Linked DNA regions of Mus musculus: region 2 is linked to region 1. A link is a loop called in an ENCODE intact Hi-C map of the cell type or tissue named here. Cell type or tissue: left cerebral cortex. All regions are shown on one strand. Each heading gives the region's core, and the rest is flanking DNA. Links, peaks and the distances in the headings are about the cores only.

Region 1 (8,189 bases), core at 981-5,980:
TTGGAGCTTACAGCCCTTTCTGCTCTCCTCCTCTGTAGTTTAACCAAGCCACGATAGTGTGGTTGGTACCATTTGAATCTAGACTGCTCTACATTTTTTGAGTGATATTTTTAAGGTTATGGAACCTGCAGGAGCTTGGACCTGGCTGGTAGGAGAGGTCACCAGGGGCAGGTTGTTGGAGTTGATACCTCCTCCTTCCAGCCCAGTTCTAAACTGCTGCTCTGGGTGGTGCCATGTGAATAAGCTTTGGCTACATCCTTGCACTGCTGTTTTCCCCTGCTGTCATTGAATGGAATTTCTGATACCAAGAGCAAAACAGAGCCTTCCTTCCTTCCTTAGTTGTTTCTGTCAGGTATTTTGATCACAACTTTGGGAGAAATAACTAATACAGCAGTCAAAAAGAAACTCAACCAAAACTTGGGGCCCTAAGTGTACCTGCAGGAGAAACAACTAGGAGGACAAAAACAAAAAGGAAGCTGCTGGAAATGGCACACGAACGTGCTGATTCCCTTGATACAGTTACATCCCTGTTGTGATGAAGGACCCAGATGACAATGTAGGAAATATAGCTAACAACCTAAAAGAAAGTTGACGCTGAGGAGGTGGTTTGGGGTAAAAATGTTGCTGTACAAGCATGGCAATCTAAGTTTGGGTCCCCGCACCCTGTAAAAAGCCAAGTGTAGTGGCTTCCATTTCAAACACCAGTGCTGGGTGGTGGAGACAGACCCTGGGAGCTCCCTGGTCACCACTCCCACAAGCGCCTCCAACCTACCCCACAAAAGTTTGATAACTCTCCAAGTACAGAAGAACACCAAGAATCATGGGCTGGGGAACCAGCAAATGGAAATTATGAATTCTGAAACTTGAGAGGAGGAGGAGGAGCAGTCTGGGAGGTAGAGGTTAATGGCAGAGCTCCATGCTGTGAGAGCAAAGCAGCCTGGGTAAAAGTCCACTTACATTGCTAACTTTGCCCTCTTTTGAACCTAATTCACATGACTTTAATTTACATGAAGACACAGTAAAATATGAAAAAGTGTGGATGGTTATTTAACCAATCTGAGATATAAATACGAAGTGGTTTTACTCAAAAATAAAATGGAACACCACATGACAGCTGTATTGTAAATCTCAGAAAAGATGAAAGTAGCCTTATGTAGCATTTCACTTATATGAACTTTTCAAATAGGCAAAAAGCATGAAAAACTCAAAGTAGTGGTTGGCTTTAGTAATGAAGCCCTGACCAGAAAAGGGCATAAAGGAACTTTGTGTGATGTTCATAATGTTCTACATTTTGATGGGAGTTTGACAATCCAGGTGTCAAATGGGCTAGAGGTGGTGGTACTTGCCTTTAATCCCAGCACACGACAAGCAGAAGCAGCCAGATCTCTCTGAGTTTCAAGGCCAGACTGGTCTTTATAGCGAGTTCTAGGACAGGCAGAACTACATAGTGAGACCTTGTCTCAAAAGAGTATCAAATGTTATACTTGTATTTTCCTGTATCTTAGTCATTTAATTCCCATATTGAATTCTAGTTGATGGTACCCATCAAGTTAGTCTGGTGTCTTCAGCTCCCTTTGAATGAGTAAATACTTGAAGAATAAATACTTGATAAAGCAAATACATTGATAGAATATTTATTGTAGGACATAAGTTGTTGAATATCTGATGAATGCATTGTTCTTCCAAATTACATGTGCTTTAAATGCTAATAGAAGATGGGGAGTGGGGCTGAAAGCAGCCGCATTGGGCTTTGGGCTTTATGGTAACTCGCCTTATGGTGACTCAGAACAAAGGAACTTAAAAGAGTAGAGGCTGGAAAGGAAGCTACTTTAAGGACATAATACCTGATAAGGCTGGACTTAACCAGCTCTGGAAAAAACATACCCACATATTTCCTGGTCTGTAAGTGCTTAGCACTTTGGTGTTTTGATAAGGTTGTCAGGATGTTTGTGAGAGGCATAAAGCACAAGTCAGAAGTATTTAATACTGATGAGAGTTTTTTCTGCCTTTTCTCTAAGTCTTGCCACTTCTTCAGAGGCTATATTTATTAAAGCTTTATGATTGGAAACATAATTATTTCTTCAAGGACATTATTTTCTCTGGTTTCTTGTGGGAGTAAGGTTTAGTTCTTAAGAATCCTGAGAATCAAACCCAGCCCCCATGTTTGCTCAGCAAGTGTTCTGTTCTTGAGCAGTCCCCTGCACCCCTGCCCCATCCCTGAAGCATTGATTTTAGTCTCCATTTGTGCTTGAACACATAGCAAATCTTGAGTTGATCCATGCATAAATAGGATTTGGGAGAGAAACATGAAAGACCATTTGCTTTTAATGAAATTTATATTGGTCACAGGCAAGTGACATTAGGAAACAGTGAGTTCGGGACTGGATAAATATCTCCGTGATTAAGAACTGGTAGAGGACCTGCGTTCAGTTCCCAACACTCAAGTCAAGGTGCTCACAGCTCCCTGGAACTCCAGCTCCCTCTTCTCTCAGATACTGCACTGTCGTGAAAAGTCCCCCAGCCCCAAAGAAATGAAATCTCTTTTTAAAAATTATTTTTAAAAAATGCACCTCATTGTTCACTCCTGTTGTGATATTCACATATAGAAGAATCTGACAAAAGGAAAACACTAGGTTCATCCAAGAAGTCTAGAATGCTTTGGCCCTAGGACCTGCCCTCACACAAGACAATGAGCTAGGAAAAGGGTGTTGCTAGTGAAGTTAGCATGTACTTCGAAGCCCAAGAACAGGGCCAGAGGCAGAGAAAGGGTGAAGGACCCTACAGCCAGGCGTTAGTCTAGCATTTCACCTACCCTTCTCTGTTACAGCAGCTCTCAGTGAGGGGATGGTGGCTTGCTCACGGGAATATGAAAGTGAAGCTCTGAGAAGCAAGTGAGCCATGCCTAGTCACTTCTATGATTAAGGCCAGGCCTGGACCCACTTTTGCCTGATCTGAAGCCCTTTCTTGTCCTACCCACACTCTTAGTGACCCAGTATGCCAAGAAGGATCCCTCATTTCTAGTGAACTCAGCCCAAGCACTTGTTTTCTCGCCGAAAGTTATTAGTGTAGTCTTACAGTTCATCCCATTGTACCTGAAGATTCATTTCGTTTTCTCATTAAGCAAACACAAGGTTGGTAGTGCCAGAAATTCGATATGCCCTTAGTGTGAGGGACTAAAGACCTGTATGTACTTAACAAGTCTAACCTGTTTGTAGTGTTTAACTAGCCAATTCCTGTCTGAGCGTTCTTTAAAAAGTAATTATACCCTTCAGATTATACCCATTTGAGTCCTGAAAACTGTTCACCTTAGATCCAAGGAACTGCATTTACTTCTATTATTGTTGTCGTTTTTTTGTTTTTGTTTTGTTTTTGGTTTTGTTTGTTTGTTTGTTTGTTTGTTTTTTAATGGAAGGAGCATAGTGGGGACACCTGTATTAACCTCTCTGAAAAAGCACAGCTATGGCTTGGTTCTCTATGTGCGTATTTGTCTGCTGTTGAAGATTTTGTGTCACAATTTTTTTCTAGCTTTATTTTTGCCTTTACTTGAAAGGCGATTTTTACCTGGAATAAAGTTGTTGGCTGCATGTTACAGATGACCTTCACGGTGCTAGATACTTGAAGGCAACAGTGTGTCTGCCTAGACTGGTCTTCTATTGCCAGTGGGGTTTGGCTCTTTGTTGGTGGTGGTTGTTACAGGCTTTAATTTTCATGCTCTTCCCCCGTTCACAGACGGTGGCCCTCGGGAAACCCTGATGCACTTTGCTGTGCGGCTGGGACTGCTGCGGTTGACATGGTTCCTGTTACAGAAGCCAGGTGGCCGTGGAGCTCTCAGCATCCACAACAAGGAAGGGGCAACGCCTGTGAGCCTGGCACTGGAGCGAGGTTATCACGAACTTCACCAGCTTCTGACTGAGTGAGTGTCTCTTCCCGGTCCCCTCTTGTCAGTCTCCACCCCACATTTCAGAGCAGTACAGCCCACTGGCTCTGCACCTCGCCTGTGCTGCAGGAGGGCTGGAAGCTTGCTCCTGCCAACTGCTTCGTTGTAGGAGCCCCGCGTGAGTCATGTTACCACTTTTCTTTCTCTTGTCTCTGTTTTCACTGCTTCTTGCCACTGTCTTTTATTGAGAACGCAATGGCATCTTGTCCGTGGAGGTAGTGTAATGTTACTAATGTATAGATTATATGACCGAGTAGAGGAAGAAACAAGTTTTCCTGTGATACGTTTTGTTTTTTTCCTGTAATGTCTTCAGGACATGAACAAGATAATTAGAAGTTAATAGTTAGGTATTGTAATTGTATATAAAATATGGTAAAAGTTGAATTTTGGTTTGAATGCGATTTCTGTGCATAAAGTTAAGAGAAGTAGTTTCTTATGAGTACAGTTAAAAGCAGTTACATTGTTGTAGAAGTATGCAGTAGGAAATCCTGTTTGTCTTTGGGGTCAGTTCTGTGTTTCTTTAAAGCCTCCTGTGGAGGAAGACTACTAGTCAAAACATTGAAGAATGTGTTTTTCCTTTATAAATAAAGGAATAAATGCTTGACAGTAGCCAATGCTTCTTCGTTGGAATATTTTCTTGCTTAGTATATTTTTACTAGTTTTATGATCATGATTTTTCTATCATGTGAGCCAAAACTGTATTGGTTCCCTGTTTCTCCTATTGAGGGATCCTTGTAAACTCAGGCAGTATTTCCAGAGTCCCACATATTATCCTTTGCTTGAGTCAAACTTCATGTAGTTGGATATCCATGTCATTGTTAATCACATGTGAACAAGGTAATCAGGAAGGACCAGGACGAGGACTCTAGAATTTAAGACAGCTTACAGTTATATAAGCGGAACTCTTTTTGTTGTTGTTGTTGCTCCTGTTGTTTGTTGCACTTGCTGGGCTTATAGCTTTCCCAGTCAAGCCAGGCAGAAACGTCGTTGCAGACAGCTTTGCAATGAGAGGTGCTGAGATGCAACAGTGGAAAGAAGGGCACTCTTCATCTTGGATGAGCTTTGGACACCTGAGCTCTCACATTCCAGAATGTAGTCTATTCTGTTCCTCCATGCTTACCTTCTGGCCTGTGATCAGTTTCATTCTGTGGTTTGCCTCATGGTTTCAGAGAGGGCTGCATTGTTCTAAAAATTAAAACAATTAACTCAGAACAGCTATTACTATTTTCAAAGGCAGTTCCTCCGGATTTGATGTTACAGCTGGGTGTTTGCTGGGAAGTGGAGCTTGTTATGGACTGCCGTCCAAATGGGGAAATAAGGTGGTTGCAACAGCTTCATTATATGTTTAGACCTGGGTGTCACAAGATGGTTATTGTAGCATGATTTGAAATTTGGGATATAATTATTCTTGGAGATTTTTACTTTAAAACTGAAGGTCACTAATGATTCATCTTACAGGGGAAGGTGAGGGGAAGTCCAGCCGAGAGATGAAGTAGAGGATGGTGTTGAGAGCATGCGCGCTTACTGCAGGTGCCTCTGCCTTAGTGAATTCCTCTGGGTAGTCACTGGTTTAAAGCCAAGGAAAGTGCTGAGTCACAGCTGCCCAGAGAAAAAGTAGATGTGGTTCTCCTTATTCTCTGTCGTAGTTGAATACCAGTAGGCTTTGCTAGAATTTAGCCATGATGGTAGGTCGGGAGAAATCATTTTTTTCTCTGTGTTGTGGGACTCATTCTGTCTGTCTGTCTGTCTGTCTGTCTGTCTGTCAATCTGTCTCTGTGTCTCTCTTGTATTGTACTCTTTTGGCCAAATTTGGTTACATAACTCACAGTGTTATATAACTATCACTACTATCGATTTCTAGAACCTACCATGAACTCACATAGGAACCCTGTACCCATGAAACACTAGCTCTGTATTCACTCTGTCCCCACCCCCTGGTAACCTCTGTTCTTCTTTCTTTCTCCAAGAATCCCCATTCTGAATACCTCACATAAGCAGAAGGTAGAACATTTATCCTTCCACACCTAGTTTCTTTAATATCATGTAATATCCTTAAGATTCAACTGTCAGGTGAGCATGGTAGCACACAAATTGAATTCCAGCACTTGGGAGGCAGTGGATCTCTATGAGTTTGAGGCACCCTGGTCTATATAGGTTGCTCTAGAATAGCCAGGGCTATGTAGAGAGACCCTAGCTCAAAACCAAAAATGATTCAGCTGTGTTATCAGAATAATGTTATATATTTTAAGATTCCAAAAGAGATTTAAATGTTCTCATAATGGATAAGATGATGGGTATGTTAAGGGGGTTGATTTATACTGTATATACCTGTCAAAATAATCACACCATAAGTATGCAGGGTTGTTTTTTTGTTTTGTTTTGTTTTTAATGTCAGTTTTTTAAAGGCCCAAATAAAGTTAAAAGGCAGAAGAGAAGTAACCTGAATTTTGGTCAACAGATGAATAAACAAAGTGTGTACATTAGAGAGGAATCAGGCAAATTAACTGGACTATGGTAAGAGGTGGTAAGTCTGAAATGAGTGACAAATCTCTTAACAGACTGTTCATTGCTCTTTCTGCTTGTGGGGTCCTTGTGGGAGTCTGAGGGGGAGATCTGTACTCTTTCAAATACAGAGAACGTACGGACTTTCCTGAGGAAAGGGTTTGTTTTAGAAGACTCATTCGTAAAAGTTTTTTTGAAAGTTAAGAACTGCCGACTCACATCTCTCCAGTATGTACTAAAATCATTAGATATTGGATGACTTGCCTGTCTTTCCCTCACATTTTAATTTTCTTCCTCATAGGTCTGATTCATGCTGTCTCCTTCTCTGTCCCTCATTCTTTTTCTTTCCCCTTCCTTTTGTGGTACTGAGGGGCTGAGCCCAGGGCTTTAGGAATGGTCCACTTGTACCTTTTACTACTGAGCTGCACTCTTAGCTCTTTGGGGCATATATGTAGAATACTTACCAATGGAGGGCAGAGGCCAACACAGGGTGACTTCCTCTATTGCTCCACCTGAAAGGTTTTTGTTTTGTCCTAAAACAAGAGCATTGTTTGGTTGGTTGGTTGGTTGAATGGTTGGTTGGTTTTAGCTAGACTGCCTGAGCAGCACCCTGATTCTCTTGTCTCCACCCCCTAGCACTAGGGCGATGTGTCTAGTCTACCATGGCTAACATTTTATGTGGGTGCTAGAAATAGGAACTCGGATCTTTTGCTTGCACAAGTACATGACTGAAACATCTCTCAGCCAAAGCCTACCTCTTTCATCACATCTCTGAGGAGGGGTTATGCACCTACGAGAAAAAAACCAAACAACTAAATAGCTATTTACCTTCTAGTCTATGATGGTTACTGTAATTGTCAGCTTGACAGACTCTCCTATCACCTCCAGATGGGTTTCTGGGCATGTCTAGGTAAGATTATCTTGACTGAATTTATTGAGGTAGGAAGGACGCCCACTGTAGGTGGCCCCGCTCCCTGGCTGGGTCTTAAACTGTGTAAGTGGAGAAACGAAGCTCTGTTTCCTGATCGTGAATATAGTATGACCAGCTAGTTGATGCTTCTGCTTCCTTTACTTCCCGGCCAAGATGGGCTGAAACCTGTGAGCCAGAGTAAATCCTTACGTTGTTTTTGTTTGGTTGTTTGTTTTTGTTTTTGGTTTTTTTTTAAAGCAACAGGAAAATAGATTGTAAAGGATTCTTTACAAAGATCTTCTGAACAAAAGTAAAGGTATAACAATGACCACCAAGATAGTACCATCCCAAACATCCTTCCCTTAATGATGGACAATGGATGGCCTGGGTGATGTTGTTTGCAATTATATCATTCATAGAGGCCTAAGGGCACACAATGGCCACATGACATCATTTTGTACTTGCAAATCATTTCACATTTCAGGTCAGTTCCCATATCGCAACTCATTCTTAATAGAATTTTTGTGTTCATTCAATCAGTTTTATATCTTAAATTTTTAAATTATTTCTTAAAGATTTATTTTATGTGTATTAATGTTTTGCTTTTATGTATCTATGTGCACTAACTACTTGAATACCTGGTGCCCATGGAGTTGAGAAGAGGGCATCAGATCCCCCTGAAAATGGAGTTTTAAATGGTTGTAAGTCACCATGTTAATTTTGGGAACTGAACCTGGGTCCTCTGGAAGAGCAACAAGTACTCTAAATCTTTGAGCCATCTCTTTAGACCTTGAGTTCTATACCTTCCTGGGATAATTCATTTGCAGATAAGAGAAAGTA
Region 2 (8,189 bases), core at 1,476-6,475, 49 kb after region 1:
AGTGGCTTCTGGGATTGGTGAAATGGCTCAATGAGTAAAGTCACTTGTGTAAGCCTGGCAGCCTGATTTTGATTCTCAGAACTCCTATAAAGGTGAGAAGAAAGAACCAGCTCCACAAATTTGATCAGACACACTATGGTATGTTCAACACACACATATGTAAACAGCAATACATTTTTAAAAACCTTTTGAACTTAGGCTACTTATACAGTTTAATCCGTTCCTTAGAATACGGTTCCTACCTGACAGCTCCTCTTCAGGCCCTAAGGTTCCCCACTATTACCTCTCTCTCTATCTCTGGCCCTCAGGTTCCCCACTATTACCCCCCTCTCTCTCTCTGTGTGTGTGTGTGTGTGTGTGTGTGTGTGTGAGAGAGAGAGAGAGAGAGAGAGAGAGAGAGAGAGAGAGAGAGAGAAGGGAGAAGAAGGAGGAGGAGTGGGGTGGGGGGAGAGAGATCCATTCACTTCCTGCAGCAACAATTATCCTGCAGTCATCTTGGTCTAAAATTTTTAATTGACAAATTCAAGAAATACCTTGTAAGTTTTAAATTTGTGTACTATTCAGTGGAGTTTGATAAAATTTTCATGCCATCATGCTTCATCCCACCCTATAGTCCCGACTGTCCTGGAAATCACCAGACCAGGATGGCCTGGAACTCACAGAGATCCACTTGCACCTGCCACTCAAGTTCTGGAATTAAAGTTCTGCACTAACACACCCTGAAGAAACACCCCTGCTGCTCTCATAATAAGGTTTAAAACCTATGCAGTGAGAAGGTAGTAGTCTGATTTCAGCAAACATGTTGTATTAGTAACGGTTCTCTAAAGGAATGGAACACATAGAACACACACACACACACACACACACACACACACACACACGCACACACACAGAGACTTTATTAGAGTGGTGTACAAGCTGTGGTCCAAGTAATCTAGCTATGGCTGTCTGTTGATGGAAAGGACAAAAATCTGGTAGTTGTTAAGTCCTAAGAGAGCTGCTGGCCTGCAGGCTACCTTGGTATTCTGACAGCAGAAGGTGGGACCCAGATTTAGGGTTGATCCTCTGACTTCAAGTAATCTGAATTTCAAATGGGTCTCCCACCTCAAATAGTCCAACCAAGAAAAATATTTTTGCTTGGTCTTAGTTAATTCTAGATGTCAAGTAGACAACCAAGGATTTATCCATCACAAATGTTTTGTTCCTTCAATTCTAAATTTGTAGGGATTTATCGTAATTAGTTGTTTTAGCACATATGTCTCCTTGAAGACTGGCTTAAAGTACTCTTTTTGATAAGATAAAAAACAACAATGCTCAGAAATAAGAATTGCAGCAACTAATATGCCACAATAGTGCTACAAATACTTTTCATACCTTAATCCATGTATTCTCATAACTTCTCCTATAGCTGGCTTTATTAGTTTTATTGCCATTTTATAGATTGGAAGCCATAATTTATTGACTCAAGGTAGTCTGGCTTCATTCAGCATTCATCTTGTCCCGTTCTGGCCTAACAGACTCTCAGTTCCTGGGTCATCCTGTGCTTCCTGTAGTGTGCTGTGAGCACTGGCATGTATTTCAGTTTGATGGCCATTACCCACTCTTTACCACTCTTTACTCGGTTGGTTGACTTTTTTTTTTTTAAGACATGGTCTCTTATAGCCTAAGCTGGCTTCAGGTTTTTTTATGCAGCTTATACTGACCTTAAACTTCTGGTCCCTTGTGTCACTACCCACAAGTGCTGGGTTTTAGGGATGTACTACCACACCTGGCTTTCCCGTTTTCAGTATGTGTTTGTATAGCAACTTCCTATGTACAGTCTTGGGATTTATTCTGGGAGTAAAAGTTTTGTTACACCTCTTGAAATTTTTCCAGAACATAGAAATACCTGTTTTGATTGGATACAATTACGGGGGCGCGTTCCTCATCCCTTTCTTCCCTCCAGCCTCTTCCAGACCCCTCTGCTCAAATGCATGGCCTCCTACATCTTATTGTTGTTGTTGCTATATATGTATGTAAACAAAACTATATAAGTAAAACCTTCAGAGTCAGTTGAGGGTTGCTTGTATGTATATGATTTCAGGACTAAGCATTTGGCATGGGATAACTTTATTTAGGGGGCCCTCTCTAAACAGTTGTTAATTGCCAGTGAATTTCCATCTAAGGTTGGAGCCCCATGAGATTTCTCCCATTCACCTTAGCATGTCAGTCGGTATTTTCATTGTTGTGGTATTGTCTAGGCAACACATTGTTGATGTTTTATGGACGCAATCCTCCTGTCACAAGACATACTCAGCAGACTTCCTGGTCCTCCGGCTCTTAACAGTCTTTCTGCCACAACAATGTTCCCTGAGTCCTGGGTGTGCAGTTGTCTTGTTGATGTTTCCATTTAAATTGGGCACCCCTCTTAGAGTTTCTTTTGCTGCAATGAAACACCATGTCCAAAGAGCAAATTGGGGAGGAAAAAAAAGTTTATTTGGCTTACACTTCTGTATTACTGTTCATTATAGAAGGAATTCAGAATAAGAACTCAAACAGGGCATGGAAGCAGGGGCTGATGCAGAGGCCATGGAGAGGTGGTGCTAACTGGCTTGCTCAGCCTGCTTTCTTATAGAACCCACAATAGGTTGTGCCCTCCCCCATTGATCACTAGTTGAAAAAAATGCCTTACAGCTGCATCTGATGGAGGCATTTCCTCAACTGAGGCTCCTTCCTCTCTGATGACTCTAGCTTGTGTTAAGTTGACACAAAGCCACCCAGTACAGCACCCCAGACCAGTTGTTCTCAGTATATTGACAATTGTGGCTTTCTGTAATGGACTTTGTTTTCTAGGAAAAAACAAAAAAACCCTCTGATGGCCAGTGAGAGCTATAATTATCTGAGGGTAATCCAAGTAAGTGTTTAGAATGCAGTTGGTACATATTGACTTAGGAAAGTGATGGTGGTAGGTTTCCCTCCAAGATCTGTGACCTCACTAGTTCTGGAGAGTTGGCTAGATTTATAGTACAGGCATTCTTTCTTAGTACAGACGCTCTTTCTTTCCTTTTTATTGAGCTGTCTTTAAGTCCAGTTAAACAGCTGGTGGCTAAGATGAAAGTGCCTTGCTGGTCATTGTTGTGAATGATAAATGTCACAGCTGTGCAAGGCTATTGATTGCTTTGCTCCCTTGGCACCTCTGATGGTGTCTCCCCATATTATGAATGCTAGTCTACAGGGAGTAGATGTTCAGATCGCTTCCAGTGTGAGAATCAGTTTTTGTTTGGGGGACACATAAATACTGACATAAACCTGACAGGAAAGTCCTACAGTGGGTTTTTGATATTGTTTCTCCCACAGCGGACTTTTCTTTTTTGCTTTGTCTTTTGAACCTTGATTTAAAAAAAAAAAAAAAAAGAGCAAGCTGTACTTCTGCGCTCTGGAAAGCATGACTGTACTGTGGTGAGTTCGCTGGGAGTGATGAGGAAGGTCTTCCATGGGAAGCTGAATCATTTCTTGGCTTCTCTTACAGAATGACTGTACCAGAGTTATTCCTTCTTGCTGTGAAGAGAAAAATCAGAGGAACAAGTCATCTCCTAAAGTAATACGCACTGCTTTTATATTGGGATTCAATTTTTCCTAAACTTACGGTTATTTTGAAGTTTTTATTTCAGGGGAGGGGTTGTCTGTTCATACCTTTCAAACTTCAACTTTTCATTTGTTTATGCTAGCACAGATGTGCGCACCTTCTCTCTCTCTCTCTCTCTCTCTCTCTCTCTCTCTCTCTCTCTCTGCGTGTGTGTGTGTGTGTGTGTGTGTATGTGTATGTATGCGTGCGCGCAGTCACAGGCTTCTGCAGATTCTATTTCCCCTCCCATTCCCATGACTAGCTTCTATGTGAATCCTAGGGATCCAAACTCAGTTTGTCCAGCTTGTGGGGCAAGTGCTTTTTACCAAGTCATCTTTCAAGCCCCAGTCCTGACATCCTTGAATTGTTTAATAACTAAATTTGGTCAGCTATTAAGGGAGTTTTAGGATTATGATACAGTAGTGAACAAAGACATAATCTGTCACCATCTGGCCTATGTGCCTTAAAGTGCGTTGGGCACTATAAAGAAAAAGTAAATGCTATTGATTTTAAAGTGATCATCTTCTACTTAGAGGCAGATCAAGCAGGCAGTACCCGTGATTATAGGGGAAGCCACCATAGAGCCAGTGCCATAGTACTTCAAAGAAGAGCTGTAGGAATGACTATGGATAAAGAGATCTGAGTTCATAAAGTGAGATTTGAGGGGTAAATGTTGGTAAAGGCATACCAACATCCAAAAGATGTTGGGAAAAGAGGGATGATCCTAGAAGTTAAAGTGAGCTGGGAAATTAAAGTAGGGCAAACTGCATCATAATCTTGGAACTTGGAGACACCAGCTTTTTATACATTGACCTTGCAGAGAGTAGTGGAAAATGAGTTGCAATGAAGAGTGTGGGCAGTATGAAGCTTGTGGTACACACACAGAGACAGAGAGAGAACCTCTGTGCCAGCACATCCTGGTCACGAAGGAATTCAGATAGGACTCAGTTCCCCTGTAATACCTTTCCTCCCTTTCCTTGTTTCTGTCAGGCATTCTGGTCACTGATGCGGAGGTAGCTTCATGTCCCGTGAAACATTTACACTGCCAAGTCCATCTCACTCACACTCTTCCTCTTTCTCAGCATTTGACACTACTTACTGGTCCTGCTGGGAGGTACTTTTTTTCTTTGAATTTTCTCGATTTCTTATCTGTGTTTTGATTTCCAGATCTGTATACCTAATTCTTAAGCATTCTCCCAATTTCTAGACATAAACATTAGTTCTGCCACTTACCACACAGCTTGTCTTGGACATCTCTGTAATCTAGTCCTAAATGTACCTAATCTCTCCTGCTGTCAATTCCTCTACTGAATGCCTCCTTTTAATTCATTGTCCAAGCAGACATCTAGTCAAATATGACCCTTAAAGTGCTCTTCCCTCTCTGACTCTCAGTGTCCAGAATCCTATTCTTGTTAAGATTTTAACCCTTCTCTTACTCTCCACCCACTTGAATGGAAACCACTGCTCCTTTTTTTTTTTTTTTCCATTTTTTATTAGGTATTTCGCTCATTTACATTTGCAATGCTATACCAAAAGTCCCCCATACCCACCCACCCCCTCTCCCCTACCCACCCACTCCCCTTTTATGGCCCTGGCGTTCCCCTGTACTGGGGCATATAAAGTTTGCGTGTCCAATGGGCCTCTCTTTCCAGTGATGGCCGACTAGGCCATCTTTTGATGCATATGCAGCTAGAGTCAAGAGCTCCGGGGTATTGGTTAGTTCATAATGTTGTTCCACCTATAGGGTTGCAGATCCCTTTAGCTTCTTTGGTACTTTCTCTAGCTCCTTCATTGGGGGCCATGTGATCCATCCAATAGCCGACTGTGAGCATCCACTTCTATGTTTGCTAGGCCCAGGCATACTCTGACAAGAGACAGCTATATCAGGGTCCTTTCAGCATAATCTTGCTAGTGTATGCAATGGTGTCAGCATTTGGAAGCTGATTATGGGATGGATCCCCGGATATGGTAGTGTCTACATGGTCCATCCTTTTATCTCAGCTCCAAACTTTGTCTCTGTAACTCCTTCCAAGGGTGTTTTGTTCCCACTTCTAAGGAGGGGCATAGTGTTCACACTTCAGTCTTCATTTTTCTTGAGTTTCATGTGTTTAAGAAATTGTATCTTATATCTTGGGTATCTTAGGTTTTGGGCTAATATCCACTTATCAGTGAGTACATATTGTGTGAGTTCCTTTGTGAATGTGTTACCTCACTCAGGATGATGCCCTCCAGGTCCATCCATTTGGCTAGGAATTTCATAAATTCATTCTTTTTAATAGCTGAGTAGTACTCCATTGTGTAGATGTACCACATTTTCTGTATCCATTCCTCTGTTGAGGGGCATCTGGGTTCCTTCCAGCTTCTGGCTATTATAAATAAGGCTGCTATGAACATAGTGGAGCATGTGTCCTTCTTACCAGTTGGGGCATCTTCTGGATATATGCCCAGGAGAGGTATTGCTGGATCCTCCGGTAGTACTATATCCAGTTTTCTGAGGAACCGCCAGACTGATTTCCAGAGTGGTTGTACAAGCCTGCAATCCCACCAACAATGGAGGAGTGTTCCTCTTTCTCCACATCCACGCCAGCATCTGCTGTCACCTGAATTTTTGATCTTAGCCATTCTGACTGGTGTGAGGTGGAATCTCATGGTTGTTTTGATTTGCATTTCCCTGATGATTAAGGATGTTGAGCATTTTTTCAGGTGCTTCTCTGCCATTCGGTATTCCTCAGGTGAGAATTCTTTGTTCAGTTCTGAGCCCCATTTTTTAATGGGGTTATTTGATTTTCTGAAGTCCACCTTCTTGAGTTCTTTATATATGTTGGATATTAGTCCCCTATCTGATTTAGGATAGGTAAAGATCCTTTCCCAATCTGTTGGTGGTCTTTTTGTCTTATTGACGGTGTCTTTTGCCTTGCAGAAACTTTGGAGTTTCATTAGGTCCCATTTGTCAATTCTCGATCTTACAGAGCAAGCCATTGCTGTTCTGTTCAGGAATTTTTCCCCTGTACCCATATCTTCAAGGCTTTTCCCCACTTTCTCCTCTATAAGTTTCAGTGTCTCTGGTTTTATGTGAAGTTCCTTGATCTACTTAGATTTGACCTTAGTACAAGGAGATAAGTATGGATCGATTCGCATTCTTCTACATGATAACAACCAGTTGTGCCAGCACCAATTGTTGAAAATGCTGTCTTTCTTCCACTGGATGGTTTTAGCTCCCTTGTCGAAGATCAAGTGACCATAGGTGTGTGGGTTCACCACTGCTCCTTTGATCTGCTGTCTTTCCTCTGCCTGCTATAGCAGCTTTGCACTTAGCATTCCTAGCCCTAGTGTATCACTGTGTATGCAAACAGCAAAACAAAAACAGAACTGTTGTGCAATGCATTGGAAAGGACTAAAGTGTGGAGAAAGCATGCCCTTCTTATTATTAACACCTTAGAGGGGAAACAGAATGGAAGTATATTGTTTGTGCTTGTTTTGTTGGAATAAAAGTTCTTAGTTACTGAAGCCAGATGTCTTCATCTGAGAAGAAATTCTTGTCACCATCACCACTGAGATGGGTGGGGGTAAGAGGTGGAAAGAATAGGTTTTGCTTTGTTTTGGCCAGTGCAAGACTGCCCTTGTGTGATACTCTCTTGATCAGGCCTCAAAGGAACACTGCTGGAAAATTAAAAAGTAGCAGTAAATAGTTGAGATCACAAATTCACAAATGTCTGTTACCATACCTGGCCACCTTATTGGTCTTTCTTGGAACAAACATACACACACACACACACACACACACACACACACACATACACACACACAGAGAGGGAGGGAGACGGAGGGGAGACAGAGAGAGAGAGAGAGAGAGAGAGAGAGAGTGATTGATTGATTGATTGATTGATTGATTTCTTAGTGAACAAGAGACATAGCCAAGCATTCTACCAGTATCATCTTGCTTCAGGAAACTTGTTCTACAGACTAAACTATCAGGTTTTCCCATTGAAATTCTGTTATTCTCTTTTTCTTCCCTCTTCTCTCTCTCCCTCCTTTTTTCTCTCCTTCCTGACTTTTTCCTCTCGTTATCTCTTCCCTTTCTTTCATTCTTCCCTTTTTTCCTTCATTTTTTTTCTTCTTTTTAAAAATTTTTAAGGCACGCTGATCTTGAACTCCTGCTCCTCCAGTCTGCAGCTCCTCAATGCTGGCATTACAGACCTCTGCAACCAAGCCTGGCGGGATTTCTTCCCTCTTTATATCAGATAGCTAGTGGGGAGATTTGACATTTGTGGTCTTGTTCTAGAAGACTTAATATCTAAGAAAAGAATGTTTATCCATGAAGAGACTTTTCTGTGAAGCCATCCATCTTTTGTTCTTATTTCACTTGTTGCTATTATTAAACAATTTGCTGCTTCAAGCTGAATGTTGTATGTGGTGGTTCCCCCTCCTTGCAAAGGCAGTAAAGAGTTCAAGCAAAGGTGTTTCCTGACGCTTGCTACTAACTTCCCTATTTTACTGATTGTCCCTCCTTGAACCTTGAGTCTGTGTCCAGTGAAATGCCGAGAGGAAAGAGTAGGGCTCCTCTCATTGCCTAAACGCTGACATC

Evidence for each region. A loop is a pair of places that touch in the nucleus more often than their neighbours do. Peaks named below come from ENCODE experiments on the same cell type or tissue, not always from the same donor. Only the 100,000 strongest peaks of a DNase experiment are listed, where the experiment ranks them.
Region 2: it touches region 1 in a loop (7-fold over the local background); 2 of 42 quality-filtered maps call a loop at or near these places.

What each region holds. Positions count from the first base shown.
Region 1 is chr7:75,582,428-75,590,616 of GRCm38, forward strand. Akap13 (A kinase (PRKA) anchor protein 13) reads left to right here. Exons shown (of 37, transcript NM_029332.1): 5 at 3,730-3,913. Among named protein-coding and RNA genes, the nearest start is that of Akap13, 130 kb to the left of the region's middle. In left cerebral cortex, for the core only: no CTCF peak of the experiment used is centred there; DNase peaks (open chromatin) are centred at 4,033 and 5,519.
Region 2 is chr7:75,630,858-75,639,046 of GRCm38, forward strand. The region is part of intron 8 of Akap13 (A kinase (PRKA) anchor protein 13); the gene reads left to right. Among named protein-coding and RNA genes, the nearest start is that of AU020206, 150 kb to the right of the region's middle. In left cerebral cortex, for the core only: no CTCF peak of the experiment used is centred there; a DNase peak (open chromatin) is centred at 3,476.